Linked DNA regions of Mus musculus: regions 2, 3, 4 and 5 are each linked to region 1. Evidence: chromatin loops called from intact Hi-C (ENCODE). Cell type or tissue: left cerebral cortex. All regions are shown on one strand. Each heading gives the region's core, and the rest is flanking DNA. Links, peaks and the distances in the headings are about the cores only.

What was found. A loop is a pair of places that touch in the nucleus more often than their neighbours do. Peaks named below come from ENCODE experiments on the same cell type or tissue, not always from the same donor. Only the 100,000 strongest peaks of a DNase experiment are listed, where the experiment ranks them.
Region 2: it touches region 1 in a loop (10-fold over the local background); 2 of 42 quality-filtered maps call a loop at or near these places.
Region 3: it touches region 1 in a loop (6-fold over the local background); 20 of 42 quality-filtered maps call a loop at or near these places.
Region 4: a loop joins it to region 1, with 5 times the contacts of the local background. A loop is called at or near these places in 15 of 42 quality-filtered maps.
Region 5: a loop joins it to region 1, with 2.7 times the contacts of the local background. A loop is called at or near these places in 13 of 42 quality-filtered maps.

What each region holds. Positions count from the first base shown.
Region 1 is chr11:32,180,120-32,186,156 of GRCm38, forward strand. It overlaps the pseudogene Gm12109. Among named protein-coding and RNA genes, the nearest start is that of Il9r, 17 kb to the right of the region's middle. In left cerebral cortex, for the core only: a CTCF peak has its summit at 2,583 (motif pointing right); a DNase peak (open chromatin) is centred at 2,567.
Region 2 is chr11:33,145,517-33,151,553 of GRCm38, forward strand. It overlaps Fgf18 (fibroblast growth factor 18), which reads right to left and starts at 1,884. Exons shown (of 5, transcript NM_008005.2): 1 at 1,726-1,884; 2 at 1,529-1,565. The coding sequence starts at 1,757. RefSeq lists promoters at 1,701-5,151, 1,701-2,644 and an enhancer at 2,459-2,489. In left cerebral cortex, for the core only: CTCF peaks have their summits at 1,961 and 3,045; DNase peaks (open chromatin) are centred at 820, 1,217, 1,748, 1,870 and 2 more places; H3K4me3 peaks cover 1,828 bases; H3K27ac peaks cover 224 bases.
Region 3 is chr11:32,235,257-32,241,293 of GRCm38, forward strand. It overlaps Nprl3 (nitrogen permease regulator-like 3), which reads right to left. Exons shown (of 13, transcript NM_181569.3): 8 at 4,541-4,697; 9 at 2,044-2,150; 10 at 1,532-1,661. Among named protein-coding and RNA genes, the nearest start is that of Mpg, 12 kb to the left of the region's middle. In left cerebral cortex, for the core only: CTCF peaks have their summits at 1,967, 3,412 (motif pointing left) and 5,280; DNase peaks (open chromatin) are centred at 605, 1,986, 3,065, 3,356 and 1 more place; H3K27ac peaks cover 3,722 bases.
Region 4 is chr11:32,285,430-32,291,466 of GRCm38, forward strand. Hbq1b (hemoglobin, theta 1B) reads left to right here and starts at 1,535. Exons shown (of 3, transcript NM_001033981.3): 1 at 1,535-1,678; 2 at 1,774-1,978; 3 at 2,085-2,483. The coding sequence starts at 1,584. The coding sequence ends at 2,213. In left cerebral cortex, for the core only: a CTCF peak has its summit at 1,525 (motif pointing left); a DNase peak (open chromatin) is centred at 1,517; H3K4me3 peaks cover 355 bases.
Region 5 is chr11:32,296,929-32,302,965 of GRCm38, forward strand. It overlaps Hbq1a (hemoglobin, theta 1A), which reads left to right and starts at 3,141. Exons shown (of 3, transcript NM_175000.2): 1 at 3,141-3,284; 2 at 3,380-3,584; 3 at 3,691-3,945. The coding sequence starts at 3,190. The coding sequence ends at 3,828. Hba-a2 (hemoglobin alpha, adult chain 2) reads left to right here. Exons shown (of 3, transcript NM_001083955.1): 2 at 1-17; 3 at 152-382. The coding sequence ends at 280. In left cerebral cortex, for the core only: a CTCF peak has its summit at 3,122 (motif pointing left); a DNase peak (open chromatin) is centred at 3,106; H3K4me3 peaks cover 188 bases.

The sequences.
Region 1 (6,037 bases), core at 660-5,659:
GGGATCTGCAACCCTATAGGTGGAACAACATTATGAACTAACCAGTACCCCGGAGCTCTTGACTCTAGCTGCATATGTATCAGAAGATGGCCTTGTCGGCCATCACTGGAAAGAGAGGCCCATTGGACTTGCAAACTTTATATGCCCCAGTACAGGGGAACGCCAGGGCCAAAAAGTGGGAGTGGGTGGGTAGGGGAGTGGGGGAGAGGGTATGGGGGACTTTGGGATAGCATTGGAAATGTAAATGAGGAAAATACCTAATTAAAAAAAAAAAGGAATGATTGATTGTTCAAACAACATAAAATTTAAAAAAAAAAAAAGGCCAAAGGGGGGTGTCTTAGTCAGGGTTTCTATTCCTGCACAAACATCATGACCAAGAAGCAAGTTGGGGAGGAAAGGGTTTATTCGGCTTACATTTCCATACTGCTGTTGATCACCAAAGGATGCAGGACTGGAACTCAAGCAGGTCAGAAAGCAGGAGCTGATGCAGAGGCCATGGAGGGATGTTCTTTTCTGGCTTGCTCAGCCTGCTCTCTTATAGAACCCAAGACAACCAGCCCAGAGATGGTCCCACCCACAAGGGGCCTTTCCCCCTTGATCACTAATTGAGAAAATGCCTTACAGTTGGATCTCATGGAGGCATTTCCTCAACTGAAGCTCCTTTCTCTGTGATAACTCCAGCTGTGTCAAGTTGACACAAAACTAGCCAATACAGGGGGTGAGGCTCAGTGGTTAAGAGCACTGGCTGCTCTTGCAGAGGACCCAGGCTTGATTCCCTCCTAAAACGTATTGAGTTTTACAGCTGCCCCACCCCCAAATTTAGACCAAAACAGAGAGCTTTTCAATAACAATGTCTTTGTTTTCTTTGTCAAGAAAGGGCTAGAAAGGGAGAAAATTTTCATACTAAAGAAAAAATTTGCATTTGCTGATATCTGTGTCACATAGATATTTTCCATTGTAAGAATCATGATTTAATTCATCAGATACATTGTTGTGTGACCTTTCATATGTGTGTAACATATGTGTCATGTGTTAACATTCCATTTATTTTAACCTGTCACACAAGAGCTGCATCCTCAAAACTTTTTATTATTTATGCCTACACAATCAGGACGACATCCTGGGCCCTCTTCCCTCTATAGAAACCTGTTGTGGATTGGATCTAAGGCTACTTGTGTTAATTCGGCTCCTAAAATTACACAGGAACCTGCATGTCTTCCTGTAAGACTCTAAGGGTCTCTGCCCCCAGTTGGCTTTGATTGGTAAATAAAGTTGCCAGTGGCCAGTGGCTGGGTAGGGAGACAGGACTTTCAGATTTGTGGACAAGGAACTGAGGAAGAAGGGGAATCGCCATTGCCAGGAGAGGAAGGAGGTCCAGGCCTGAGGAGTGTGGGACAGAGGGACAGAGGGACAGAGAGACTGCCAACATGTGAGCGTCGGGGATCAGGGCCTAGGAAGGCCACAGGCCTGGGGCTGGGGTAACAAAAATACAATATAGATTTTAGAAAGTAATAATTTAGAAGCATCAGAGGGGAGACATTAGCTGTGTGGAAGTTTGGGAGTGGCCCAGCCATTGAGCTATTTAAGGCATATTATAATATAAGGCTGTGTGTGTGTGTGCCTTTCATTCTAGAATCCTCAGAGCACTGGAGCAGGTAGCAAGGAGCACACACTGCCACAGGAGAGTAGAGTGGATTAATCAATTACTGCTCCAGAAACCTATTTAATGGGGATATACAGGATGAATTTTTATTTTCTTAAAGTGCCAGAAAAATTAAGTGTGTGTAACTCAATGGTTTTCAACCTTCCTAACGCTACAGTTCCGCATGTTGTGATGACCTCCCCAACCATAAAATTATTTCGTTTCTACTTCATAACTGTAATTTTGCTTCTGTTTTCAATCGTAGTGTAAATATCTGTGCTTTCCCATGGTCTTAGGTGACTCCTGTGGGCATTAAGACCCATGGGTTGAGAACCGCTGGTGTAGACAAGGCGCTATGGCCGCTGTGGGAGGCACAAGCCCGGGGTAGGTTTCCCCATCCTGATTGATCATCCCTAAACGCGCGTACACACGGACATTGAGTGTACTCAGTGGATTGTGTGTGACAGTAACACAGAAAAGGTCTTGGCTCTTAGAGGCGATTGTTGGGGAATGGAAGGAGATAGAGCAGTGAGGGAGGTGGGGTGGAAGTGATGTAACTACCGTGGACTCGTGTTTGAAGTTCCCAAAAATGTGCGTTTAAAGAATTAAGTTAACCAGGCAAGCACCCTCATTGTGAGCACAGCCAGAATGGCATCGAAGTTGGCAGGAAACATCTTTACATTTGTGCGCAGTTCTCTTCTAAAGAGCAGCCGGAGATTCCACTTCGCAGCTACTTCCTAGGAACAGAAATAGGGATGTGACGTGAAGTCAATGTCCTGGACTTGGGGACTGGGGGGGGGGGGAGCGGGGGGGGGGGAGGCTTGTTTCTATCCCTACAAGGCTGGGTCCCTGTAGGAGCTAGGAGAGGTTGGCAGCTTCCCAGCCAAGAGCTCAGATCTCTCCGCAGCGCCCAGGAGGCTGCATTACCACAGATGGACAGTAGAGGGAGACAGAGATCGTGAGTTGAAAATTAAAAGGCTGAACCCAGAGAAATTAGATAAATTAGAAGAGATAAGAGAAGACCCACCCATCCTCACCAAGAATTCATGAATTCCCCCAGAATCTCTTGCTTGGTTCGTAAATGGCTCCCCCTGCGTAAAAGACAGTAAAGACTGATATCTAAGCCCGTGATGTCCAAATATCAGCCAAAATTTATGCTATCAATATGCACACGAAGGATCCTGAGCTCAACAAAGCAAAAAAAAAAAAAAAAAAAACCCGTCCGGAAACTCACCCAAACACATTAATGTGACAAAACAGATAAGATACCTAAACAAATAAAAAGAATCACATTTGCCAGCCACAAAACCAATTCTGCTCTGACTGGTATTAAAAAAAACCAAACTCTTCTTTCACACTGAGTCAAGGGCAACTAGGGTTTACTTCTTTTAACTGTTAACAAAGCATATTCAAATATTAGATTAACAACTTTGGTTGAATACATATGACAAAATGATGTGGGTTTTTTTTTAAGATGTCTTTATTTCATGTGTATCTGCGTTTTCCCTGTATGTATGTCTGCCCACCACATGCAGCGCCCTTTGCCCACAGAGATCAGAAGAGATCAGAGCTTGTTCCTGAGTTGTGGACAGTTGTGAGCTGCTATGTGGGTGCTGAGAACCAAACCAGGGTCCTCTGCAAGAATAGCAAGTTCTTTTAACTGCTAAGCTGCCTCTCCAACCCCGTAACTTGATTTTTAGAGATTGCTTACCCCCTAAAATGAAGTTTTTATTGGATTTCATAAATGTCTCCAATTTTTTTTCAAGCACATTAGGTTATGTGTTACTTGGCAAAAATTCAAGATAACCACTCTCAGATGCATAAAAAATTTAAAATACATAGATCACATACCTAAACAAAATCACAAAACCTGTGCTGTTAATAAGAAATAAATGTTACAAAGATCCAAAAATAACTGCTGCTGCCTAGATCCAAAACTAAATTGAGAAATTCAAGATCAGTAGCTATCAACATAGGTGACTTGAAGCGTCAAAGCAGAGTAAGAGACGGGAACCCGACAGAGTATAAGTCTCAATCCAATATCAGCAAGTGGACATCTGTCCAAGTGTGGGCCTCCCTGTCTACTCACCTCAGCAGCATATGTACTAAAGCTGAAATGATGCGGAGATCCGCTTGTCTCCCGTGCAGATTCACGGAGCACTCCCTACTTTTTGAAAAGTCTGTATGAAAACCTATAATCTTGAAGCTCACGTAAAAAGATGTAATTAGGGGAGGTGGGAGAACCGGGACATGAAGGTCTGTTGGGGATGGGATACTCAGGGTTAAAGGTTTTCACGGGGAGAGTGTTGGGGGATGGGACAATGGAGGGCTAAGGGTCAGGCAGGCAAAGCTTGGACTCCCTTGTACTATGGAGTACAAGAACCAATGTCGAAATCTACACACTTGTAAGTTATTTCTTTTAATTTTTAATATTAAAAATGAGTTTGAACAGAGGTACCCTGCCTGGATGGACCATCGTGACCCTAGAAAACATTCATTATTGAGGGAAAATCTAAGTTGGGCACAGGATACCTCCCTAGCAGCCCTTGGGCAGGGAGACCCCAGAGGTACAAGAATCAACTCACACGCTATCGGCTATTGCCGTTGTTCTGGGGTGCACAATGGCAAACATCGGGCTTTTTTTTTTTTTTTTTTTTTTTTTTACATGACACAGAAAAATCAGTCTCAAACTTAGCAGGAAACCCTCCCTGCTGGATGCAGGCTGCAGGTAGGGAAAAGACAGCCATGCTCTTACCCAGTGTTGGACCCTGCATGCTGCAGAATCAGCCCCGTAAAACGTATATAAGATGCTGTGCTTCTTAATAAACTTGCTTGTGGGAACACCGGCTTGTGCAGGATCTCCTGATCCCAAACTTTCCTGTCCTCTTTATTTCTCAACCCCTGGCCCTCCCGCTACACCGGCCTCACCTGCCATTTGGTGTTTTCCCAGAGAAATCCCTGCTGGAATTGTGACTGCCTCGATCCTGAGTGGGTTTTGTGCAGGCAACCAAAGCTGCTGTGAGTGGAGGTGTACAATAGTGATACGAGACATATTCTATAAGTGAGAGGTTCCTGAGAGAGACAGCCAGGGTCTTCAGGGTTGCGGTCGTGATCAAGGCCGCGGGGATCGTGGAGGTAAAGCTGAAGACGAGGAGGTAGGTCTGGGCGGCTGGCCGGGTGGGCTACTTGCTCCCTGCACAGAGAGGCAGCCCTTTGGCTGGTGTCTTCCTTCAGTGGACCTCTGTCACCAAGCTGGGCCGCCTGGTTAAGGACATGAGATCAAGTCCTTGGAGGAAATCTACCTGTTCTCCCTGCCCATTAAGGAGTCTGAGATCATTGACTTCTTCCTGGGTGCATCCCTAAAGGATGAGGTTCTGAAAATCATGCCAGTGCAGAAGCAGACTCAAGCTGGCCAGTGGACCAGGTTCAAGGCATTCGTCGTTATTGGGGACTACAGTGGTCACGTTGGTCTTGGTGTTAAGTGCTCCAAGGAGGTTGCCGCTGTCATCCGAGGGGTCATCATCTTGGCCAAGCTTTCCATCGTCCCTATGCGGAGATGCTACTGGGGGAACAAGATTGGCAAGCCCCACACTGTTCCATGCAAGGTGACAGGCCGATGTGGCTCTGTGCTGGTGTGTCTCATCCCTGCCCCCAGAGGCACTGGCATGATTTTCCAGTCTCTGCTCCTGAGCCCAAGAAGCTCCTGGTGATGGCTGGTATAGATGACTGCTACACTTCAGCCAAGGCTGCTCTGCCACCCTGAGCAACTTTGCCAAGACCACATTTGATGCCACCTCCAAGACCTACAGCTACCTGAACCCTGACCTCTGGAAAGAGACTGTGTTCACCAAGTCTCCTTATCAGGAATTCACTGATCATCTAGTGAAAACCCACACCAGAGTCTCTGTTCAGAGGACCCAGGCTCCAGCTGTGGCTACCACAAAAATATTTTTATTTAAAAAAAAAGTAAATAAATAAATAAATAAAGTGATTTAAGTATGTGAAAGAAAGGAAGAAAGAGAGAAAGGAAGGAAGGAAGGAAGGAAGGAAGGAAGGAAGGAAGGAAGGAAGGAAGGAAGAAAGAAAGAAAGAAAGAAAGAAAGAAAGAAAGAAAGAAAGAAAGAAAGAAAGAAAGAAAGAGGAGGGAGAGAGAAAGAGAGAGGGGAGGGAGGAAGAGAGGGGGAGAGAGAGAGCAAGGAAAGAAAGAAAGAAAGAAAGAAAGAAAGAAAGAAAGAAAGAAAGAAAGAAAGAGAGAGAGAGAGAGAGAGAGAGGAGGGAAGGAAGGGAGGGAGGGAGGGAGGGAGGGAGGGAGGGACGGAGGAAGACAGTAAGAATGGAGAAGGCTTCAATCCAAATGGAGGAGTTACTGGCGGTGGATACTGTTGCAATGGGGAG
Region 2 (6,037 bases), core at 541-5,540, 970 kb after region 1:
GAACCTGCCCTCTGCTTGGGAATTCAGCTGCAGACAGACTAGGCAGCCCATGCCTGGAACTGGCCTTTTCTTTAACATCCACCATTCCCCGACCCTGTCCCCCACCCCCTCACCACATAGGGTCACATCTGCTTTGGCAAACAGCCAGCGTTAAGTTACTGACTCCAGTTGTATTGATTCAAGAAGTCACTGGGGACCCCAGCCTGGCCAATAGAAGGAAAGAGCCATCAGTCTGTCCATCCATCTATCCTTTCAGCCCAGAGTCTCAACTGGTTTTGCACTGAGTTTCATGTCTGTCCCAAGGAACAGTGAAGATTGAACTAGGAACCACGGCCTCAGCTACACACACACACACACTTCCTTGTACCAGAAAACTGGGAGAACCACCTCTAGCTGGTGCACAGGGCTGTCTCCAGGCATCTCCAGAACTCAGAAGGCTACAACCAAGCATCTTCCCATTAGCCCTGCAAGGACACCTGCCTTTCACGGAGAGGGGGAGGGGACAGATAATCCTCTTTTGGCCTATGTCCAGTTTATTCTGGGTCCCCTCCCTTGTAGCTGTAGGTAGGTGGAGGTATTGGGCAGCTGGTGTTTCCTATTCTTATTGCCACCCCCCCCCACACACACACCCCGCCCCACACACACCATGCTGAGGCAGCCCTGGTCTGGTTCTAATCGGGGCTGAAGTCGACTCCCTACCCCCCCCCCCCTTTTCCTTCATTTCCACGGCTTTGGAAGCCAGAGCATTCCAACTGTCTGTGTGCCAAGACCTTCCCGAGTCTGAAAGCTGCTGAAGTAACAGATCAGATTTTAGCAAGTGCTTTCCAGGCTGAGCGCCAAGCCCTTTTCTGATTCACAGAGAGCGAACGGGGACCAGGCAGGGAACAAGCCCTGGGCTGCACCACCTTGGGCAAGGACATGTGGAGCAGAGCGCAGCAGGATGGGGAGAACTCTCTCTCTCTCTCTCTCTCTCTCTCTCTCTCTCTCTCTCTCTCTCTCTCTCCACACACACACACACACACACACACACACACACACACACACACACACAGAGTAATTTACAACTAAAGCTCTCTCTCTCTGGACTCAAAATCCACTTAGCTGAAAACAACCTTTTTGTCTGCAGGGACAAGCAAGCCGTAAAGGGACAGTTGGCATAAAAACCTCTAGGTCCCTACCTCGCCAGCTGTGGTCGGAGGTTGGAGTCCCACACATCACTCGGGCCAGAGTCAGCCCTCCGACTCTGAGAGATTTCCCTACCGAGGCTGACCGAGGCCGCGACAGTCTGCACTGGCTCAAGCAGTAGCTCCTAGCCCTTGGCCTGATACCGCCAGCGCAGGACGCGCGCGAAGCCGCCCTTCTGCGCCCTGGGAACAGGTGCACTGGGCTTGTTGCCCAGGAGGGGTGGGGCACCGAGAGGGGGCGCGGTCCCGGGAAGGGGGGTCGGCCAGCACCTCGAAGAAGAGCGCGCTGGGGTTGGCAGGGGGGTGGGGGAGAGACACGACTCGACTCTCAGGAGCCCACGTACCTGAACCTGGAAGCACAGCAGTAGAAAGTGTAAACACCTGCGGGAGAAAGAGGGAGAGGAGGTCAGTGAGATCCGAGGAAGGGGCACAGATAGACAGACAGACACGTAGCAGAAAGTCGGGCGGACAGACAGACAGAGCCACACACGCACAGGGACAGGCATCCAGGCAGGGTGGCCAGACCCGGGCGGGTGCTTACAGGCAAGTGCAGGCGGAGGGCGCTGAATACATCGCGGGGCGGGGGGGGAGGCGGCGGCTCCTAGCCCAGCCTGCACATGTCCGCTCCGCGCGGCCGGGACCGGGCGCCTCCGCCGCCGCCGCCGCCGCCGCCGCCGCTGCTGCTGCTCCCTCCTTGCCGGCTGCTTCTGCAGACTCTGCTGCTCCGGGGCGCTCCGCGGCGCGCCCTGCGGCATCAGCGCCCCGCGCGGCTCCTCCGGAGCGCTGCGCCCTCCGAGCCGGCGCGGGGGCTGTGGGGCGAACGCGGTGCGGGAGGAGCCCGGCCGGTGCGGGGAAGCTGGACTGAAGCGGGCGGACGGGAGGGCCGTCTGGACGTTCGCGAGACGCGGGCTGCGGGTTCAGTCCAGGGGCAGCATGCACGGCGGGTGCTGCGGCAGAGGCGCCGCAACCGGGACGCGAGGCTAGCGGGGCCGGGGTCAGCGCTCCGAGGCTGGGGCGCGCATCTGCAGTGCGAACGCGTCACGGCCGCTCCGTCTGGGCGCCCGCCGGCTCATGTCTCCTCCTCTGTGTCTCTCCGGCCGTGCGCATCGCCGCCTCCCACCGCTGGCGGCGGCCGGGGCGTTTTCTACGCGAGGGCGGCGAGGGGGCGGGGGGCCAGGGGCGGGTCCGGGCCCGCGCCGGCACAATGAGGATGCGGGGCCCGGGGGCTCCCCCCTCGGGGCGCGGCCGGACGGGCGCTCAGCGCGGCTGGGTGCGCCGCGCCCACATCAAAGCCGGCCCTGCCTGCTCGCCTGCCTGCCGCGGCCTCTCCGCTGCCTCCTCCTTCTGGCGGCTCAGGGTTGGAGGGGAGGCACTCAATACTGTCGGCAATGGGACTGGCCGTTCAGCATGGCAGAACCCACGAAGCTGGACCTGGTGAGCGCTGGAAGCCGTCGGAGCTCTCCGACACAAGGCTAATATTGGCCGAATGGAGCAGGCGGGGTTCCCAAAGAATGCTCACATTTGCTGTTCATATTCACATCCACTAGAGTTGGGAAGCAAGGGGAGGACAGACGAGGCCCGCCCGGTGGGGTGACTCAACTGAAAGGAGTCGTGTTTACCCTTACCCTTAGGCCACGCAAGATAGTGGCTTTTCCCAGACACACGCACCACCACCACAACCACCACCGTGGGATGACTACGCTAAGTAACGCCTTCTTCTGTTTTGCCGTAGGAGATGGCAAAGTCTCAGGGGCGTCTCTCTCCCTTCCCCCGCTCTGGGACTCTAAGGTCGGTTCTAGGGATTCCAGCTGCGTTCTCTAGTTAGGTGACCCGGGTTTTGGAAGCACACGGCTACCACCTAGCGGCTCAAAAATGTCGCTGTAACCTCGCCCCTGAATGGCTACATGCCTGGGAGTAGCCAGGACTCTGGTCAGCGCTCACTCCAGGTCCTCTTCAGTTCGCAATCTAAGCAGCTAGTTTTCCTGCCCTTGATCACCAACCCTGAACTTTTTCTGTCCTTCCATTAACCCCCAAATGTAGATATTGTTGTCAGAGGCCTGCCTCATTCTGTCTAGAGCCTGGGTCAGCCAAGTTCTGCTTTGGACTGATGCTAAAACAAACAGGTCACAGTGGGCAAGAAACTAGAGAACGAGCTCAAAATGCAAAACTCAGGAATTCGGATTATTTGATTTAAAGGCCTTGTGTCCGTAGCTGTGGTTGTTATTCCCCGTTCGCTGGAGCAAAGTGAAGAAGGTGCTGCTCGGTGGTGTTATTTCTCAAGTTATAGAAACATAGTATTTGTTCCAAGGACCAGACCTCCCTGTAAGCGACTTTCAGTTCTTTTTCAAAGTTGAGGCTAAGGGGGCAGTATTAAAAACAAATCCTGAAAACCTTTGCGAAATCGAGTTGTTGAGAGAATTGTTGCATGAAAGGAAGTTGATTTTATGTTTATTGTCTGGGCTGCCTGAACTAGCCTTGCAAAGTTACTAGTAACTTCCTAAATTCTGGAACCAACCAACCAATAGAGTGAAATGACAAACCACAAATAGGGCTGAACCAAAAAGTGGTCTTGCTTTACAGACTGGCACACGTGTATCTGCTGACATGTTTCATGTATCTTCTGGCTAAAATTAATTTTTTCCTATCTGCACTTTATTAGTTTTTCATTACTTTTGAATACAATGGGTAACTATTGTCCCACCTACAGTGGTTTGATGACCTCAGTCATCACACAAGACAGTCCCAAAAATTTGGTGGTCTGAGGACATTAATTCAAGAATCAAAAGTTCTGGTGCTGGGGGGTGTAGCTTGGTAGACTCACAGTTCAATTCCCAACACCCACTAGAAAATGGATAGAAGCATTCAGCTCTATGTGATCCCAGCCACTCAGGTAGAAGCTGCAGATCAGCTCAGGCTTATGCTTGGGTTCAGCCAGCTAGTGGTCCACCTGGGTGCTACATAGGCCCTGTCTCAGAAAAGGGATAGGGGCTACTGAGCTGGCTCAGCAGTTGAGTATTTGAGTACCTGCACATGTGGCATAGTTAGTCCTAGACTTGAATGTTCTTCCTTGCCTGCCAAAAGACTTGAGCATACAATGAGATGGGGCACATTATAAAGACAAAGGCAAACTAATAGCTATAATCCCTATCTTTTCATATTTCTCAATTTTGTGTAGAAACCAACCTTTTCTTAGAGTTGAATCATCAAAACTCTGTTGAGTTCAGTCACTTAAATTAGGTCACTTTTCAATTACACCCTGAAGCCCAGTTAAGCGTTAATATACATATTGAATGACTTTTGAAATGTTCAAAATGGCACTAAGTGCTAACTTGAAACTCACTCCACTGCTGTTTGTGGTCCTATTATGTTGCCAGTCCTGAGACAAGATACGCCCCCCCCCCCAAAAAAAAAACAGTGGGGGGATGGCAATAAGATGTGTTCATAGGATTCAACTTTAGCCCATGTTAAGACAGGAAATAATCTAACCAAGTTGTTCTTTGACTTCCACATGTAGATTTTAACTCATGTGTGTACACACACCCCACATGCACACTAAATCTCCAGATTATCAAGAGCAATGAAGAGATACTAGACCTTTTTTTATCCAGTGTTCTGAAGAATACAAAGTTAACGGCAGATAGTCCAAAGAACTTGGCAACATGAAGCTAAGACCAAAGGTAGGAATATTTCATGTGTGTGGGAGACAAGTGAGAAAGTTTCTGGGTGACAGGCATTACCAGGGACAGTAGTGAAGAACAGGCAGGCAGGCCTTAGTAAGGAACCAGGTAGCCAACAACATTCTTTCTTAAAGGTTTACATTCATTTTAATGCATCAATTTTGACAAATCACAATCACCTCTTAATCTCCCTCTACAGTGCTCCACAGGACTCTTGCCCCTTCCAGTGAATCCAGTGAGTCACCTGCTGCTACTAGACATGCTTGACCACTAAAACAGGTACTTGGCCAGGTATAGTGGCATGCACATCATCTCAGCACTGGGCAAGCTGAGGTAGGAAAATTTGAATTCCAGGTCAGCCTGGTCTACAAATTCAGGACAGCCAGGGTTATTACATGGAGAATAATCTCACCACCAACAACAAAAACAAACCAGGTACTTCTAACTGAACCAGCAAATTTTAAAGTCTCTAAGACTCAACTATTCTACTGGTTGATAGCCTGCAATTTTAACCTATTCCCAGAATCCAAACCCCACTAAGTCCCAAACCTAAAAAAAAACTTGATTCCTTAAGCCAAATCAAGGTACTTGCATGTTTTGACAACACCACATAAAGCTACTCTTGTTCAGTTTGCATAACTTCTCTGCCTGTGCTCCAGCAAAAACTGCTTTAACTGAGCTCTGTAGTTCTTGCACAAGTAGTTTACACCAACAGCTTGCACTGCAGACAGAAATTACAGTTCAGTCACAAGTGGGCTACCTAGCAAAGCTTAATAAGCTTTGAGATACTGGGCAGTGGTGGCCTTTAATCCCAGCACTTGGGAGGCAGAGGCAGGCAGGTTTCTGAGGCCAGCCTGGTCTACAAAGTGAGTTCCAGGATAGCCAGGGCTAGAGAAACCGTCTTGAAAGATCCAAAAAAAAAAAAAAAAAAAAAAAACTGACATGTATTTTGCCTTTTCATAACCAAGCAGTTGTTTCATACTTCCCACTTATATGTAAACATTTTTCACAAGTTAGCAAGCAGGCAGGACCATCTTGTATAGAACAGGACTAGTCTTGGTTAAAGTGGTGTTCCCTCCATTTTAACTTTAGACAAAAGCAGCTTCAAAATCTTAGATCTCTCCTCCCATAAAGATTTCAATATTCAAATGTTACCTCTTCTAAAAAATGTATTCA
Region 3 (6,037 bases), core at 483-5,482, 55 kb after region 1:
GAGAGGAAACTGTCATGTGAGTCCTTGGCTCTACCTCAGAGTTTACTTCAAGAAGACAGGTGATTCCAACTGGAAACAGGAAGGGGACCTGCTGTTACTACATGAAGCCAATGGCTCTTCCTTATGAGCATTGGGCCACAGCAATGGAGCCCAGTGCCAGGTAGTACCCAGCACCAATGTTTAAGTATCTCTCAGGCACAGACACCAAGCAGCAAGGTGTGTGAACACAGAACCAGTGCTCACATCTTTGAGAGGCCCAGAAAAGCTGCTGCCCAGGTCACTCATGGAAGGGGGCTGGGTTACTGGGGAGGAAGTTATACATACTAATCATGGTCAAAACCAAATAGAATTCTAAAGAATTGAAGGTATTGTAACACAAAATGTAAAAAATAAAACACAAAAGCATTATAAGCATTAGACAGTATGTCTCTGGGATGTGGCAAACCAAACAGCTCTATCCCAGGCCCCTGACAAGGCCTGAAGCAGCTGCTCAGACACGGCCTGGAAGATCAGCCGTTATCCAGACAACTGGGAAGTTTCTGCTGGGATGGGAGCACTGCCAAGCCCTCCCCCCCAGAGAGCTGCCTGGGGGAGAGGAGGGAGGTGCAGAGGCAAAGTGCATCTTTCATCTTCCTGGCTCCCTTCCTGGAAACGAAGGGCTCAGTGAAAGGCAGCTTTAGAACTCTGGCACACTCAGCATGTAAATGAGCTAAAAACCCAGGATCTTATTCCCATTCACAATTTGAGAAGGGGAAGTATTTGATTTTGAGGACTGGTTTTGCCCAGTGTATCTGGCAGCTATTAAAGCAAATACTTTGCTTTTGAAGATAAACCATGGAGGTCACCCAGCTTGTCTCTGACACCTGTGCTCTTTCCCTAGCTTCCCTCGGAGCTCAAAGCACTTAACACAGGGAAGGGGCAAAGCTGCTCTGACTCCAAGTCACCATCTCACCATCTCTTGAGCATGGGGCAGTGAGAAGTGACTGACAGCCCACTGCAAATTCATCCCCCACACCTTGAGAAGCACCCCCACCACAACCAGCCTCTAATTGCCACCAGCCTTTGTCCTGACTCAGGGCCCCCATCCAAGACTCAACCCTAGCCTGACACTGTAGGTCTTCTTAGGAAAAGGACTCTAGGCCCAGCAACATAGGATTCCACACAAAGATCCCATGGTTCCTAAGCCCCCAGGGGAAGGGATACAGGAACTGAACTGCCTTGGAAAACAGGGCCCAGGCTTAGTGAGAGCAAAGCTGTCGGTACCTCCACCTGTGAGAAGCCCCTGCCCCAGAGGCAGCACAGGGAATCCTGCCAGCCCAGGAAAAGCTAATGCCCTTCTGACAAACATAAACCAGTCCCAGTCCTAGTCCTAAGGATGCCCATGGTGAGGAAGCCTGCAGTGCTTGCTAGTAAATCCCCCAAACCATGGCACAAAGGTAAACAATGCTAAGAGCCTTTGAATCAGGGGCCACTAGGCAGGCAGTTATACCCAGTCTACCTTGTAAGCTACACAGGGGCTCTAATGACTCACCTCCTGTGCAGGGGGAGCCAGAGGGCTCCTGAACTCCGATAAAGAAACAGGCAAGGAAAACTTGGCCAGGACAGATGGCAGGTCATGGGACGGGAACTGCCGGGAGAACTGTTCAGCTAGCGGGGAGTACCTGGGGCAGACAGCCATGGTCAGTGCCCTTCCCATACTCACAGCAACCATCTGGGTGAGCATAATGACAACAGAATATAGTATGGTGATGCAACAGGCCTTCAGATGGCAGAATTATACTGTCCCTTAAGACGTGGCAGGAACCACAGAACCCCTCTGATTTCAGCCAAGGAGAGATGGCTGTACCATGGGCAACACCAAACCAGACTGTGATCTGCATCTGAGCACGATATGGGCAGGCAGCATCAGGATATAGTGAGATCTGGCCTCATGGATTCAAAGCCACTGAGGCCTGGCCACTGGGGGCGCCATTCGCCATTAAAAGGTCCTGCTGGGCTTTTCTAGCTCCAGATTCCAGATTTTTGGCAGCCACTGGTACTTACAGACACACACTGGCATTGGGAGACATGACATAGACGTTGTTCTCACACAGTGGGTAGATGATGACAGCCTTGCCCCAGTATACCAGGTGAGCTGCCAACTGGAAGACCTGCAGACCAAGGAGAGATCGAAGGACTAAACTTGGAGACCACGGTTTTGCTAGGCAGTAGGCACATGAACACAGGGACACTGGAGTGCTTGGAGCATGGGCTGGACGGCTCCAGCAGAAGCACAGCATTCTCTTGTCCACAGACACCAGCACCATACTCCAAAGTCATAAAATATGGAGTCTCATCCTACCTGACCCTGCATACTCAAAGGCCCCTATGCACCCTGCTTTCCCCAGAGACCATCCTCCCATTCTGTTCTCCTGAGGTCTCAGATACCAGGAAATACACAAGATACCATAGCAAGTTCCAGGACAACCAGGGCTACAGAGCAATCCTGTCTCAAACAAACAAACAAACAAAAAAATCTTTCTCCATTAGCATCTGAGGGCTTAGATCACACAAGTGGGCCACAAGGCCCATCAAAGTGGCCTTGTATCATGTGTGACATTCACTCCTGAGGCAGGTGTTCCCCAAAGGTTCAGCCCCACCCTAGGATCACTGCTCCCCAGAGACATCTACAGGAAACAGCAGTCACAGAAAATAGTGAGGTGAGTTGCAGAGAATGGCCAGGGTGAGACCTCACAGGGTTTCACACGGGCATGCCAGCAGTAAACTCTGATTTAAATCAGGTTCAGCAGGGAGTTAGTTCGGAAGGAAACACCCTCCTCCCTGATCCCAGTCAAGACCTAGACAAGGAAATGGAAGAGACATCAAAGCTTTATCAAAGGACTGTGACAGTGAAGTCAGGCACAGTCCTAGCACAGATTCCTTCAAACAGCCTCTTAGTAAAGCCTTTCTAGACGTGGGGTAGGAAGTGAAAATAGCAGCCCAGACTCCTCAGAACAGCAGCACCGCCCCTCTCTGCGGGCGTTCAGGGACAGTGAGCACATTCAAACCTCTGTGTTTGATACTAGAGGGAAGCACAATGAGCTCCTTGCTGAATCTTGTCCAGCTTAGGATGCCAAGTTGAACTACACAGGCAGCATATGCTAGGTGCTCTCACAGAGCCTATGAAGAGTCAGAGATAGAGAAGGGATAAACTTATCCTGAAAAGAGAAAGGGTTTTGGAAAAAGCAGCCCAATGGGCCCACAAAGCAAAAACCTCCAGTGATGCCAACCCATTTCTCAGCCCCACACAGAGCCAGGAGGCCTAGCCAGAGGGACCTGAGAGGTGTCAGAGCTGTGGCCGCTTCATTCTACTGAGAAGGCTGGCCTTTGAGCAAACTGAGGTCCTGGGTAGGCCTCTGCTACCCTCTGGTGGCCTCAGGGTGCATAGCACTACCAGGTGAGGATACTGGCATTCATTCCCTGGGTCCTGCACCCACAGCCCTGGCACAGGTGACCCAGTCTACACTCCAGGCCCCTGAATCCAGCTTCTTCTGTGCTTTTCCTCCTCTACACTTCAGCTACAGGCCTTCTCTCTGAGCCCAAAGGGCTGCCACACACACTTGCCAAGGGGCTGTCTCTCCAGCTCTGCCACATGTCTTCCGCCACAAGAATGAGGGTATCTTGATGACTCCAGGGCTGGGTTGGATAAAAGGGGAGAAGGAGCAGAACAAAAGGGACCCATGTGGAGCGTACCTCACTTGGATCCTAGCCCCATGGCATCAGAGATGGAAAGAGGCAAACCCGCAGTCCTGCAGGGAAGGTTTGCTCTGAACATCTGATTGGACTTAGTTGTCCTCCAAAACAAGGCTGCATCTCTGCATGTCTCATCATTAAAGACATGTATTTTAGTAAAAACGAAAACAAGGGGGCTGGAGAGATGGCTCAGTGGTTAAGAGCACTGACTGCTCTTCCAGAGGTCCTGAGTTCAATTCCCAGCAAACACATGATAGCTCAAAACCATCTGTAAAGGGATCCAATGTCCTCTTCTGGTGCATCTGAAGACAATGACAGTGTGTTCACATACATAAAATAAATAAATCTTTAAAGAAAAAAATTTTTTAAAGGAGAGGTAGGAAAATGTGCAAAAAATAGAAGCCACACAGTAGGTTAAATTACCACTCAAGTCCTCGCTCTCACTTCCCACATGCTTGCTCATAGGCCAGTGTGAGCCTGTGCTGAGCTGGAAGATCCACCATGCACTACTACTTCCCAAGCTGCTCTCCAGGCCTTTGCTGGAGACACTTCTCTCCTTTCTCCCAAGGCTTGCCTCACCTCTGCTTAACAGAGAAAGACATCAGTCCCGTGGCTCTAAGTGTGACCAGATACCAGAACCCCAAGCCTCCTTACCCTCATCTGTGGCAGGACGTGTAGTATCTATTTGTCTGCTAGACATTAGGGACTCAGCATGGCAGGCAGTCTGCTTTCCTGATCCCCCATAGGCTGCCTCCCTAAATGTACCTAGAGGCCTCTTGTTCCCACTCCTCCAAGTGCCCAGGCCTACCTGCAGCAAGGCCAGATCGGCATCCTGGGCTAGCTGCTGCAGGTTCTTCACAGCAGACGTGGTCTTGATCACCCGCACCAGAGCCGGGGAGCAGTCAATGGGAAGCTCACTCAGCAGAGACTTCTCGTCACTGAGAAGTAGCAAGGCATGGTACGGGCTGAAGGACAGAGGCACATGTCAGCAAAACATAAAGAGCCACGGGGCCCTGTACCAAGTAAGCATGGAACACCAAGGCACAGCCAGAGTCCAGAGGCACTGGGCAGGAGAGGTTGAGGGAAAAATCAGAGAGAAAGCAGTTATGTGTCCAAGGGCTTTTTTTGTTTTGTTTGTTTGTTTTGTTTTTCGAGACAGGGTTTCTCTGTGTAGTCCTAGAACTCACTTTGTAGACCAGGCTGGCCTCAAACTCAGAAATCTGCCTGCCTCTGCCTCCCGAGTGCTGGGATTAAAGGCATGAACCACCACGTCCGGCTGTGTCCAAGGGCTTTTATATAATCTCAAGGGTGTGTGTGTGTGTGTGTGTGTGTGTGTGTCATTGACAGAGACAGAGAGACTGAAATTTGTATGTGGGGGAGGCTGTATGTGGGGGAAGACAGTGCATGAGCCTATGCATGTAAGTATGGAGGCCAGAGGTCAGCATCAGATTTCTTTATCACTCTCCACCTTTTTTTACACTTATTTATTTACATTTTGTATATACATGAGGTACACACATGCAGTTCTCTTCTTCTACCACATGGGCTCCAGGAATTGAACTCAGGTTCCATCAAGCCTGGCAGTGAGTGTCTTTACCTGCTGAACCAGCTTATGAATCTTTACTCTTATTTAGTTTTGTGACAGGGTTCTCTGTATAGCCGTGGCTGTCCTGGAACTCAGGGCCAGGCTGTAGACTAGGATGGCCTTGAACTCAGAGATCTTCCTACCTCTGCCTCCTAAGAGCTGGGATTAAGGGTGTGTGCCATGATGCCTAGCTCTTCACATTATTTTCTGAGATAGGACCTCTATTGAACCTGAAGCTTGCTATTTTGGCTGGACTTGTTGGGCACCAAGCCTTTGGGATCTGCCTGTCTCTGCCACCTCATACATATGTATATATGCATGCGCACACATATAGATAAATAACAAAAAGCATGGTGGCTGGCACATATTTTTAATTCCAACACCTGAGAGGCAAAGGCAGATGAATCTCTGACTTCAAGGCTAGCCTAGTGTACCTAGTAAGTTCCAGGACAGCCAGGAAGACAGTCTCTGTCTCATAGAGGGTGAGAGAGTAAGGGCATATGATAGTGTATGTATGTATATATGTATGCATGCATGCATGTAGTGATAAAGTGCTTGTCTAGCATGTGCAAAGCCCTAGGTTTAATCATTAGTACCATAAAAGATGGGGGAGGGGGGAAGTGTCTTTCTAAACACAGGAAAAACAAGATATTCCCCAGCTATGAACAGAACTACAGAAATATGTTCAGCCATTTGACGTGGAGCATAGATCTGGAACTG
Region 4 (6,037 bases), core at 759-5,758, 110 kb after region 1:
CCTTAAAAAAATGTCAAGTGGAAGAAACCAACAGGACAAAGGTCACACAGTGCATGGCTTCATGTTTGTAAAATATCAAAACTGGGGGAATCTATAGGGACAGTAAGTAGCCTCCTGGTTGACAGAGCCTTTTGGTGGGTGTTGGATGGTTACGGGCAAGTGGGCTAGAGGTACTATTTTAGTTAGTAAAAGTTCTGGAAATGGTTATAGTGAAGACTGCACAACATTGTGGAAGAATATGACATCACTGACGTATACCCATCAAACATGTCTAAAATGCACAGGACTTTGAGCCACATGCCTCTAGTTCCAGAACATTGGAACTTGACCATAGTCACACAAAAACCCAAATAAGAACAGAATCTTTCATGTAATGATGATGTATTCACCGAGGGTGTCATCATTGCTGTCATTATTGAGATATATAATAGGCACTCTAAAGGTCATTGTCCCCAAAGGAATTTGCCCTATGATCCAGGCATATAATATTTTTCATCTACTTAATTCTCACAGCTCTGATAAGAATATATTTTTGAAACAGACTTAGATTTTATTTATTTGAAGAATTATTTATTCATTTTAACTATGTAAGTACACTGTAGCAGTTTTCAGACAAACCAGAAGAGGGCATCAGATAGTTTTGAGCCACATGTAATTCCTGGTAATTGAACCCAGGACCTCTGGATGAGCAGTCCCATCTTCTTAACCACTGAGCCATCTCTCCAGCCCCCACAGTTGGAATGTATTAAAGGGGATTTTTATCTGAAGTGGTTTAGGCAGAGTCAGGGTCTCATTATGTAGCACTGCTGGCCTGGAGTTCCATATGTAGGCCAGGATAGTCCTGAACTCACAGACATCCTTTTACATCTGCCTCCAAGTGCTAAGATTAACCTGTACCTGTGCCACAAGACCCAGATTGAAAGGGGTGTTTAATGTAGATTTAAATCTCTTTCATTTTATTTCACACGTGTGGGTGTTTGGGCTGCATGGATATCTGTGCATCTCTTGTATGACTGTGGAAGACAGAAGAGGGCTTGGATCTACCTGACCTGAATTTACAGGCAAATGTGAGCAGGCATGTTTGTGCTGTGAACCAAAGCCAGGTACTCTGGGAGAGCAGTTAGTGCTCTTAACTGCTGAGCCATCTGTCCATCCCCTTTAAATGCAGATTTAACTATGTTGATATTTAACGAAAGGAGACGTGTTCCAGGAGAAAAAAAAAAAAAAAGACCAAGTATGGGTACGGGCTCCTGACACTCAGTCCTTTTCAATAATGAATAAGAAAGGAAAACCTGTGAAGTTTCCGAACGACTCGGGAGGCAGGACGAGCCGACAGTGCCAAATGAACACTAAAATCCATTGTAATCGATAGTACATATTATATGCCAATGTGCATGCAGTAAACACTTTAAAATGTAAGGCGTGGAGGGGGAGCCCAGGGAAACAGAGGGCTCAAAGCTGAACCAGAATCTGTGAACACCTAGGCATCCTGGAACGATGCAGCGCCCCCTGGCGGCCTCTTGTGTTTCAGGACGTCTTTGAGCTCAGCCAGCGGGCAGAGCGCAAGGCTCAGTTCACTGAAGATGGCTCGGTCCCAGGATGATCAGTGGCTGGTCCTTGCGCTCTGGAAGAAGATGGGCAGCAATGTCGGAATCTACGCGACCGAGGCTTTGGAGAGGTACGCCCTCGGGCTCATCTTCCAACGGACTGCGGGGCGAAGACCGGCTCTCTGTACCTCCGGGTCCGGCTGAGCCCAACCCTGTTTTCCTACAGGACCTTCGTGGCTTTCCCCTCCACCAAAACCTACTTCCCACACTTGGACCTGAGGCCAGGCTCTAGCCAGGTTAAAGCCCATGCCCAAAAGGTGGCCGATGCACTGACTCTCGCTACCCAGCACCTGGACGACCTGCCTGCTTCTCTGTCTGCTCTCAGTGATCTACATGCGCACAAGCTCTGTGTGGACCCTGCTAACTTCCAGGTGAGTCCTGTATTGAGCTCACCCCGGGTTGCTGGAGATGTGGGTCCCTTCAAGGCTTGGTGTAGGGGAGAAATTAAGGCAAGGCGTGGCGGTTCTCTTTCTTCAGTTCTTCAGCCACTGTCTGCTGGTGACTCTCGCCAGGCACTATCCTGGAGACTTCAGCCCAGAGATGCATGCCTCCTTGGACAAGTTTCTGGGTCACGTGACTTCGGCACTGGTCTCCAAATATCGCTGAATTGGGGATACAGGGTTCTATAGTCTCCACCCATGCCCTTCCTAAAGCTCACAATGTTTGAGTAAACCTCCCCAGGGCTGCATTGTTGTCCTGGACGCAGAGGGGCACGAGAGAAATATACTCCCCGCGTCCAGTACTCCTAAACAAGGTTCCAAGAGACTGAAAGTACAGATAAGCTGGTGTCTCAGATCTCATATGGGAGGCAGCCATCCCTTGTTTGTATTGTTTTATTGTGTTTTTGCCTTTGAGATAAATTTCATGTTCTCATGTAACCCAGGCTGGTCTCTCAAATCCATACTAAAAAATAGGTTGGTTTTGAACTCCTGATCCTTCTGTTTCCACCCCTTTCTCCAAACCATCCCCCAATCCCCACCCACCTTGGTTTACCTACCATACCTGGCTCCAGAGTGGCTCTTTCTCTTTCTTTCTTTCTTTCTTTCTTTCTTTCTTTCTTTCTTTCTTTCTTTCTTTCTTTCTTTCTTTCTTTCTTTCTTCCTTCCTTCCTTCCTTTCTTTCTTTCTTTCTTTCTTTCTTTCTTTCGGTTTATTTATTTTATGTATATGAGTACACAGTCGCTGTCTTCAGACACACCAGAAAAAAGCATAAGATCTCATTACAGATGGCTGTGAGCCACCATGTGCTTGCTGGGAATTGAACTCAGGACCTCCAAAAGAGTAGTCAATGCTCTTAACCACTGAGCCATCTCTTCAACCTGGGTTCTTTTTATTTTTATTTGACCTTTTGTTTGTTTGTGTTCTGTGTTTGAGATGGGAAGGGGGGGGGGTCTCCTGTGTCAAAGTGCTCCAAGCTGCACAAATTGTAGCTAACTAGGAAAGAGACATGCCCACAGTGAATGAACTGGCTCTCGCTGCCTAGCGAGAACAGAGTAGAAAGGAAGGCTTTATAGACCACACTTCCAAAGGGTCATGGGTTGGGTGGTACCAGGAGTCCCACTGCAGCTGGAGGATCAGTCCTAGCACCTTCACATATTCTCAAGCAACAGAGGAAGCTCAGGGGTCTCCGCTGTTGGGTCCTATGACATCGAGGTACAAATCCATGCCTTTAGCCTTGGCCACATCAGTTACAGAACTGTGGCTTTGTCTCTCAGAAAGGTGATGGAAACTGAGGGCACAAGTCAGCATAAGTGACAATGTTCAAAACAATGGTGTGTGCCCCCCAGTCATCACCCTCTCCTGGGCTTCCACTCTGGTCATTCTCTAGACTCTGCTCAGATCCAGATGGGTTAGGCCTGGTCCTATTTGCAAGGCAGTCACCTGCCTGGATCCACATGGGATTCACAGTATTGATAATGCTGAATGAGGGTGTCAGTGGATGTCCAGGACACACTGGGCACTGTCCTAGAGACATTTAATCATTGAACTGCTGCCTGCCCAACCCTGCCATGCCCAGGGTATGTGTATTAGGGACTTCAGTGTCAGGAGGTCTGGAGTTAAAGCACTGTATGCCAGACTCAATATCTTAGAATAAGGTTTGTCTAGCACCAAAGCCTGTCGTGTAGAAAGGTGGCACTGGGCCCTCCAATCCTACCTTCAGTGGACTTCAGAGAAGGCAGGTAGTTTCTTCTGGCTGCTTAAGGTCTATCATATTCATGGCAAAAAAAAAAAAAAAAAAAAAAAAACTGATTTTTTTAACCTGCACATTGGCTACCTCTCAGGCTAAGGAACATGCCCTGAACATCCATTAGTCAGGCCTTCAGTTCTTTCTGGACATGAGGCAAACTGTCCGGTATGAGAAAGTAGAAGGAGCTGTGAGATCATCTCCTACTATGGCACATGCATGACAAACTTCTATGACATGGGAAAAACACTGACAGAGTGGACTCCCCCCCACCCGCCATCATTGAGCAGGCTTACATCCAATTAGGCAGCTGTTGGTTACTGCCAAGAATGAGTACCCCTACCCTCCCGCCCCCAGGCATATCTCGCCATGCTGGTCATTGCTCTGGTTCATAGCAGGGAGAGCTTTGTAGAACCATTGGTTGCACGCCTCCCTCGGCACTTTGCATAGCACCTTTCTGTACAATGAAGGCCAGTCGTCAGTGAGGAAGCCTTCAGGTCAGATCCAGCATGAGTCTTTTGAGTCCCATGTCCAAAGCGCAAGGTGTCTCCATCACTAAGGACTTCCCTTAACTCTCTGGGAGACAGAAAAACGGAAAAGCAAGAGCGCATGTTGTTTTTGGAGTCTCTCAGATTCCCTTGACCAGCAGCTCACAGGGGACTTCTCCTGCCTGCTACTGGGTATGTTTTAGACAGTTGTCCTGGTTAGGGTTCTATTGCTGTGATAAAACCTCATGACCAGAAGTGACTTGGGGTGGGGGAAGCATTTATTTAATCTTACAGCTGTAAATTAGAAAAGACACGAGAATTCAGGGCAAAACACAAGGCAGGAAGGAGCCTGACCGGGGAAATGAGATAGAGGTCTTGGGGAAGTACTGCTCCATGTCTTGTTTTTATGGCTTATTCACCAAATTTACTAAATAGGATTAACTGATGTTCCTAACACACAGTGGGGACTAGTAAGCACTACATTCACCCAAAGTCACCAAGAGTCCGAACTCATCTACAGATACAGTTCTATGTCGACAGCACAAACTTCGATGTAGATACTCACATAGAGTCAAACGTGCAGAAGAGGGGGTCGGAGAAAAGACTCAGCAGGAAGAGCATGTAATGCTTTTGCAGAGGGCCTGGGTTCAGTTCCCAGAACTGAACATCAGATGCTAATAACCACCTATGATGGCAGCTTCAAGTAGATTGATTGGGGACTGGAAAGATGGCTCAGTGGTCAAGAGCACTGTCTGCTCTTCCAGACACCCAGAGTTCAATTTCCAGCAACCACAGGTGGCTCACAACAATCTGTAATGGTGACCAATGTACTCTTCTAGTGTGTGTCTGATGACAGCTGCCGTTTACCCAAATGAATAATAAATAAATAAATCTTTTTAAAAAGGAGATTGATTGATTCCATGTTGTCTTCAGTACTCCACAGGCACCAGCATTCACACATGCACAGATGGACACTAAAACTGATGGGTAGTTCTTACAGTTATCTCTACTGATCTGGAACAAGCCATGTAGATAAGGCTGGCTTGAAATTCTTTCTATATATAATTATTTATTTATTTATTTATTTATTTATTTTGGTTTTTCGAGGCAGGGTTTCTCTGTGTAGACCTGGCTGTCCTGGAACTCACTTTGTAGACCAGGCTGGCCTCGAACTCAGAAATCCACCTGCCTCTGCCTCCCAAGTGCTGGGATTAAAGGCTTGCTCCACCACCGCCGGGCTTAATTTTATATTTTTTACCTGTATGGATGTTTTGCATGTTGTGTCCTTGCAGTCTAGAAGCTGGTGCTACAGACATAGACCCATTTCTGTACATAAGTTTAGAAGCTTGGTAACTTTGGATTAATACGTTAGATTCCCCTGGAGCTCAAGATGAGATGGTTATGAGTTGTCATGGGGGTTCTGGAAATCAAACCCAAGTCCTGTGGGAAAGCAGCCAGCGGTCCTAGGCTCTGAACCATCTCTGCAGCCCTGGCTGTCACACATTGTAAAACAAAACAGGGCAATGTGTGGTAGAATACGTCTTTAATCCAGCATCTTGAAGACAGAGGCTGGTGGATCTCTGTGAGTTCAAGACCACAGTATTCCACACAGTGAGTACTAAACCCAACAAGGGCTCTTGTTGAGGCCTTGCCTCAAAATTAAAATTAAAGAAATAAATAAACAAGGAAGGCTGGAGTGTTGCAGGGAAATCTGATGCCTCTGGCTTCTACTCTTCCACTGACAACTTCACAAAGGCA
Region 5 (6,037 bases), core at 421-5,420, 120 kb after region 1:
ATCCCGTCAACTTCAAGGTATGCGCTGGGACCTGGCAGGCGGCATCTGGGACCCCTAGGAAGGGCTTGGGGGTCCTCGTGCCCAAGGCAGGGAACATAGTGGTCCCAGGAAGGGGAGCAGAGGCATCAGGGTGTCCACTTTGTCTCCGCAGCTCCTGAGCCACTGCCTGCTGGTGACCTTGGCTAGCCACCACCCTGCCGATTTCACCCCCGCGGTGCATGCCTCTCTGGATAAATTCCTTGCCTCTGTGAGCACCGTGCTGACCTCCAAGTACCGTTAAGCTGCCTTCTGCGGGGCTTGCCTTCTGGCCATGCCCTTCTTCTCTCCCTTGCACCTGTACCTCTTGGTCTTTGAATAAAGCCTGAGTAGGAAGAAGCCTGCATGCCTGGTTCTCTGCGTCTGCAAAGGTGTCATGTTTAGTGTGGGGACGCTTCTAGCTCATTTAGCCATGGGGCAGTAAAGACAAGGTTCAGAGCAAAAAGCATAATTGGATGCCTACACACACACATATGTCTTCTGAGTCTGGGCAGCAGTCCCTCCCAAGCCCTCCACTGACAGCCATGTGTCTTCTCCTTGAGCCAAAGAAGCCAAAGATCGTCTTTGGAGGGTCCTTATCACAGGCCCTCTCAGGGAGTGAACTCCTTAATGTCGCTGGTACTCCAGTGTGGGATCTACTAGAAAAACAGTGAAAAATAGACATCACATGAGCATGTGGGTAGGCAATGGGTAACTCATATAAAAATGCCTGCTCTTGTCCTCTTTCTTCCTTCCTTCCTTTCATCCTTCCTTCCTTCCTCCCTCCCTCCCTCCCTCCCTCCCTCCCTCCCTCCCTCTCTCTCTCTCTCTCTCTCTCTCTCTTTCTTTCTTTCTTTCTTTCTTTCTTTCTCCTTTCTTTCTTTCTTTCTTTCTCCTTTCTCTCTTTCTTTCTTCTCTTCTCTCTCTCTCTCTCTCTCTCTCTCTCTCTGTCTCTCTCTCTCTCTCTCTTTCTTCCATTTTTTCTTTCAGATAAGGCTTCATGTAGCACAGTCTGGCCTCAAAAACTTTTATATAGATAAGGATGCCCTGAAACTCTTGATCCTCTTGTTTCTACCCCATGAGTGCTGGGTTTTTGATATGTGCCTTCATGTCCAGTTTATGCATTGCTTGGGAACTGAACTAAGGCTAGTATATGTACTTACATACATACATACATACATACATACACAAGCATTCTACTAACTGAGGTACATTTGTACCCCTACATGAGAATATTCTTCAGCTATTTAGAGCAAAGTGTAAATTTTTTATACAATGTGTCTGATCCTTAAAAAAAAAAAAGTCAAGTGGAAGAAACCAACAGAACAAATGTCACACAGTGCATAGCTTCATGTTTGTAAAATATCAAAACTGGGGGAATCTGTAGCGACAGTATGTAGCCTCCTGGTTGACAGAGCCTTTTGGTGGAGGTTGGATGGTTACAGGTAGTGGGCTAGAGGTTTTATTTCAGTTAGTAAAAGTTCTGAAAATGCATAGTAGTGAAGACTGCACAAGCTTGTGGATGAAGGTGATGTCATTGAGGTGTACAAATCCAGGATTGCTATAATGCACAGGGCTTTGTTCCACATAGTTCTAGTTCCAGAACTTGGGAGCCTGAACATAGTCACACACACACACACACAAGAATAGAATCTTTTTAAAAAATACTTATTTATTTATTACATGTAAGTACACTGTAGCTGTCTTTAGACACCCCAGAAGAGGGCATCAGATATCATTGCAGATGATTGTGAGCCACCATGTGGTTGCTTGGATTTGAACTCATGACCTTTGAAAGAACAGTCAGTGCTCTTAACCAATGAGCCATCTCTCCAGCTCTCCCTCCCCCTTTTTAAAGAACAGAATCTTTAGTGTACTGATGTTATACTCACCAAGAGTGTTTCGTAGATTCTTGCTGTCATCACTGAAATATATAATACGCACTCTTAAGTTCATTGTCCCAAAAGGAATTTTCCCTATGACCCAGGCATATAATATTTTTCATCTACTTAATTCTCACAGCTCTGATAAGAATATATTTTTGAAACAGACTTAGATTTTATTTATTTGAAGAATTATTTATTCATTTTAACTATGTAAGTACACTGTAGCAGTTTTCAGACAAACCAGAAGAGGGCATCAGATAGTTTTGAGCCACCATGTAATTCTTGGTAATTGAACCCAGGACCTCTGGATGAGCAGTCCCATCTTCTTAACCACTGAGCCATCTCTCCAGCCCCCACAGTTGGAATGTATTAAAGGGGATTTTTATCTGAAGTGGTTTAGGCAGAGTCAGGGTCTCATTATGTAGCACTGCTGGCCTGGAGTTCCATATGTAGGCCAGGATGGTCCTGAACTCACAGACATCCTTTTACATCTGCCTCCAAGTGCTAAGATTAACCTGTACCTGTGCCACAAGACCCAGATTAAAAGGGATTTTTAATGTAGATTTAAATTTCCTTCATTTTATTTCACACGTGTGGGTGTTTGGGCTGCATGGATATCTGTGCATCTCTTGTATGACTGTGGAAGACAGAAGAGGGCTTGGATCTACCTGACCTGAATTTACAGGCAAATGTGAGCAGGCATGTTTGTGCTGTGAACCAAAGCCAGGTACTCTGGGAGAGCAGTTAGTACTCTCAACTGCTGAGCCATTTCTCCATCCCCTTTAAATGTAGATTTAACTATGATATTTAACGAAAGGAGACGTGCTCCGGGAGAGAGAGAGAGAGAGAGAGAGAGAGAGAGAGAGAGAGAGAGAGAGAGAGAGAGAGAGAGAGAGAGAGAGAGAGAGAGAGAGAGAGAGAAGACCAAGTATGGGTATGGGCTCCTGACAAGAGAATTACACTCAGTCCTTTTCAATAATGAATAAGAAAGGAAAATCTGTGAAGTTTCCGAAGGACTCGGGAAGCAGGACGAGCTGACAGTGCCATATGGACACTAAAATCCATTGTAATCGATAGTACATATTAGATGCCAATGTGCATGTAGTAAACACTTTAAAATGAAAGGCTTGGAGAGGGAGCCCAGGGAAACAGAGGGCTCAAAGCTGAACCAGAATCTGTGAACACCTAGGCATCCTGGAACGATGCAGCGCCCCCTGGCGGCCTCTTGTGTTTCAGGACATCTTTGAGCTCAGCCAGGGGGCAGAGCGCAAGGCTCAGTTCATTGAAGATGGCTCGGTCCCAGGATGATCAGTGGCTGGTCCTTGCGCTCTGGAAGAAGATGGGCAGCAATGTCGGAATCTACACGACCGAGGCCTTGGAGAGGTACGCCCTCGGGTTCATCTTCCAACGGACTGCGGGGCGAAGACGGGCTCTCTGTACCTCCGGGTCCGGCTGAGCCCAACCCTGTTTTCCTATAGGACCTTCGTGGCTTTCCCCTCCACCAAAACCTACTTCCCACACTTGGACCTGAGGCCAGGCTCTAGCCAGGTTAAAGCCCATGCCCAAAAGGTGGCCGATGCACTGACTCTCGCTACCCAGCACCTGGACGACCTGCCTGCTTCTCTGTCTGCTCTCAGTGATCTACATGCGCACAAGCTCTGTGTGGACCCTGCTAACTTCCAGGTGAGTCCTGTATTGAGCTCTCCCCGGGTTGCTGGAGATGTGGGTCCCTTCAAGGCTTGGTGTAGGGAAGAAATTAATGCAAGGCGGGGCGGTTCTCTTTCTTCAGTTCTTCAGCTGCTGTCTGCTGGTGACTCTCGCCAGGCACTATCCTGGAGACTTCAGCGGCGAAAAAGATGCATGTCTCCTTGGACACGTGTCTGGGTCATGTGACTTTTGCACTGGACTTCAAGTAATGCTGAATTGAGGAAGCAGGGCAGCTTATTCTCCAGTCATGCCCTTCCTAAAGCTTACAATGTTTGAGTAAACTTCCCCAGGGCTGCATTGCCTCTGTGCATGTGTGCCTGGTGTGTGATGCTGCTGTACATTTGAGCCTGGTGTGTCATGCCTCGGTGTATGTATGATAGGTGTTTGATAATGCTGTACATGTGTGCCTGATGTGTGATGCTGCTGTACATGTGTTCTTTGGTTGTGATGCCACTTTTTATTTATGATTAGTGTGTGATGCTTCTGTCCATGTATGCCTGGTGTGTGATGTGTCCGTACATGTGTATATGTGTGCCTGGTGTGTGATACCGCTGTACATGTGTACCTGATATATGATGCCACTGTACATGTGTAACTTGTATGTGATGCTTCTGTAATGTGTGCCTGGTGTGGTATGCCGCTGTACATGTGAATATGGTGTGTGATGCCAATTTACAGGTTTTCCTAGTTGTGATGTCACTGTATATGTGTGACTGGTGTGTGATGCTAATATACATGTGTGCTTGGCATGTAGTGCTATTGTACATGTGTGTCTGGTGTGTGTGGCTGCTGTACATGTGAGCCTGATGTATGATACTGCTGTACATGTGTTTATGGGGTTTTATGCCACTGTATAATATGACTGGTATATGATACCTCTATACATGTGTGCCTGGTGTGTGATGCCTTTGTACATGTGTGTCTGGTGTATGATGCTGCTGTACATGTTTTCTTGCAATTTGATGCCAGTGTATATTTATGATTGGTGGCTGATACCCTTGTGCACATGTACCTGGTGTGTGATTCCACTGTACAATTGTACATGTGTACATGTGCACCTCCTGTTTGATGCTGCTGTACATGTGTGCCTGGTGGGTGATGCCAATGTACTTGTGTGCCTGGTGTGTGATACTGCTGTACATGTGTTCTTGCCTTTGAATGCCACTGTACGTTTATGACTGGTGTGTGGTACCATTGTACATGTTTACCTGGAGTATGATGCTGCTGTACATGTGTACATATGTGCCTAGTGTGTGGTGCTGCTGTACATGTATACCTGGTGTGTGATGCCTCTGTATATGTATGACAGGTGTGTCCCCAAATGCCAAGGTCAGCACAGGTAAGTATAGGCTGATGGACAAGCTGAAGGAGAATATTGGGTTATACCACCTGATTCAGGCATAACCAGACTTTTCTTTGGGAACCATGGGTTGAATTCAAGTGAGGTCTTCTGCTGAGGTCTGAGATGGGTCTGTCCTAGCAATGCCACTAGGATGTTAAGAATGAAGGAGACCCATGGCTGGACCTTACTCAGGCATCCTATAGAAAGCATACACCAGCATTTACGGGTATCCAGGACCCTCATGAATCCGAATCTGACTCTACATCCTTCTACACATGAAGAGGGTTTACACCTGCTCTAGATGGCTCATCCTTTATCTGGCTCTTATCTACTCAATGCAAATGTGGAGGAGACAGTGGCCTGGGGTCTTTTAGGAACAACAGCAAGAAGCAGCCTGTTCAGGTTTGGCACAGACACAGTTATTTTTCTGGATACCTCTGATGCACAGATGGCTGAATCCATGAATTAGGAACTGAAGGACAATAGGCTGACATGCAGTGATGAAGAATGGAGCAACTGCCACCATAGAAAGAAGATGGGCCAGTCTGCGTCACTCCCATGGTGACTGTATTTCTGTGGCTGGAAAATGAAGGGGAGGCTGTACCAGGTGGGGTCCAGGGGAGGCCGTACGGGGTTTGTAGCAGAGACAGACATAGAGAGGGAATCCTCAGGAGGGAATGGAGGGTAGAGAGTCTAGACACAGGCCCTCTGGATACATGAGCGCTTTTGCAGCAGAGAGAACCATTGCAAGTATTTCTAAATTATTGTAGCAATAAAAAATTATTACAGTCTTTTAAAAAAAAACAATACAATACGGCACAATAACTGCTTATGGTGTAGAAGAAATTAGGGTGAGTGAGGTTCCATGAGAGTTCCCTGGGACACTATATTTTCTTCCTATCCTATCCCTGTGACATGGGCATCATTGTCCACCTGTAAAGCTTGGTGTAAGTAAGGCCAAGAGAGATGAAGCAGGCCAGTGCCCATGGCTCCACAGCCAGCAAGCACTGTAGCCCACTTGGAACCTACTTCATTCTGGCTGGAGAAGGTGTCTGGAGTTCCTGTTTTCTGTCACATCTTGCCCTGC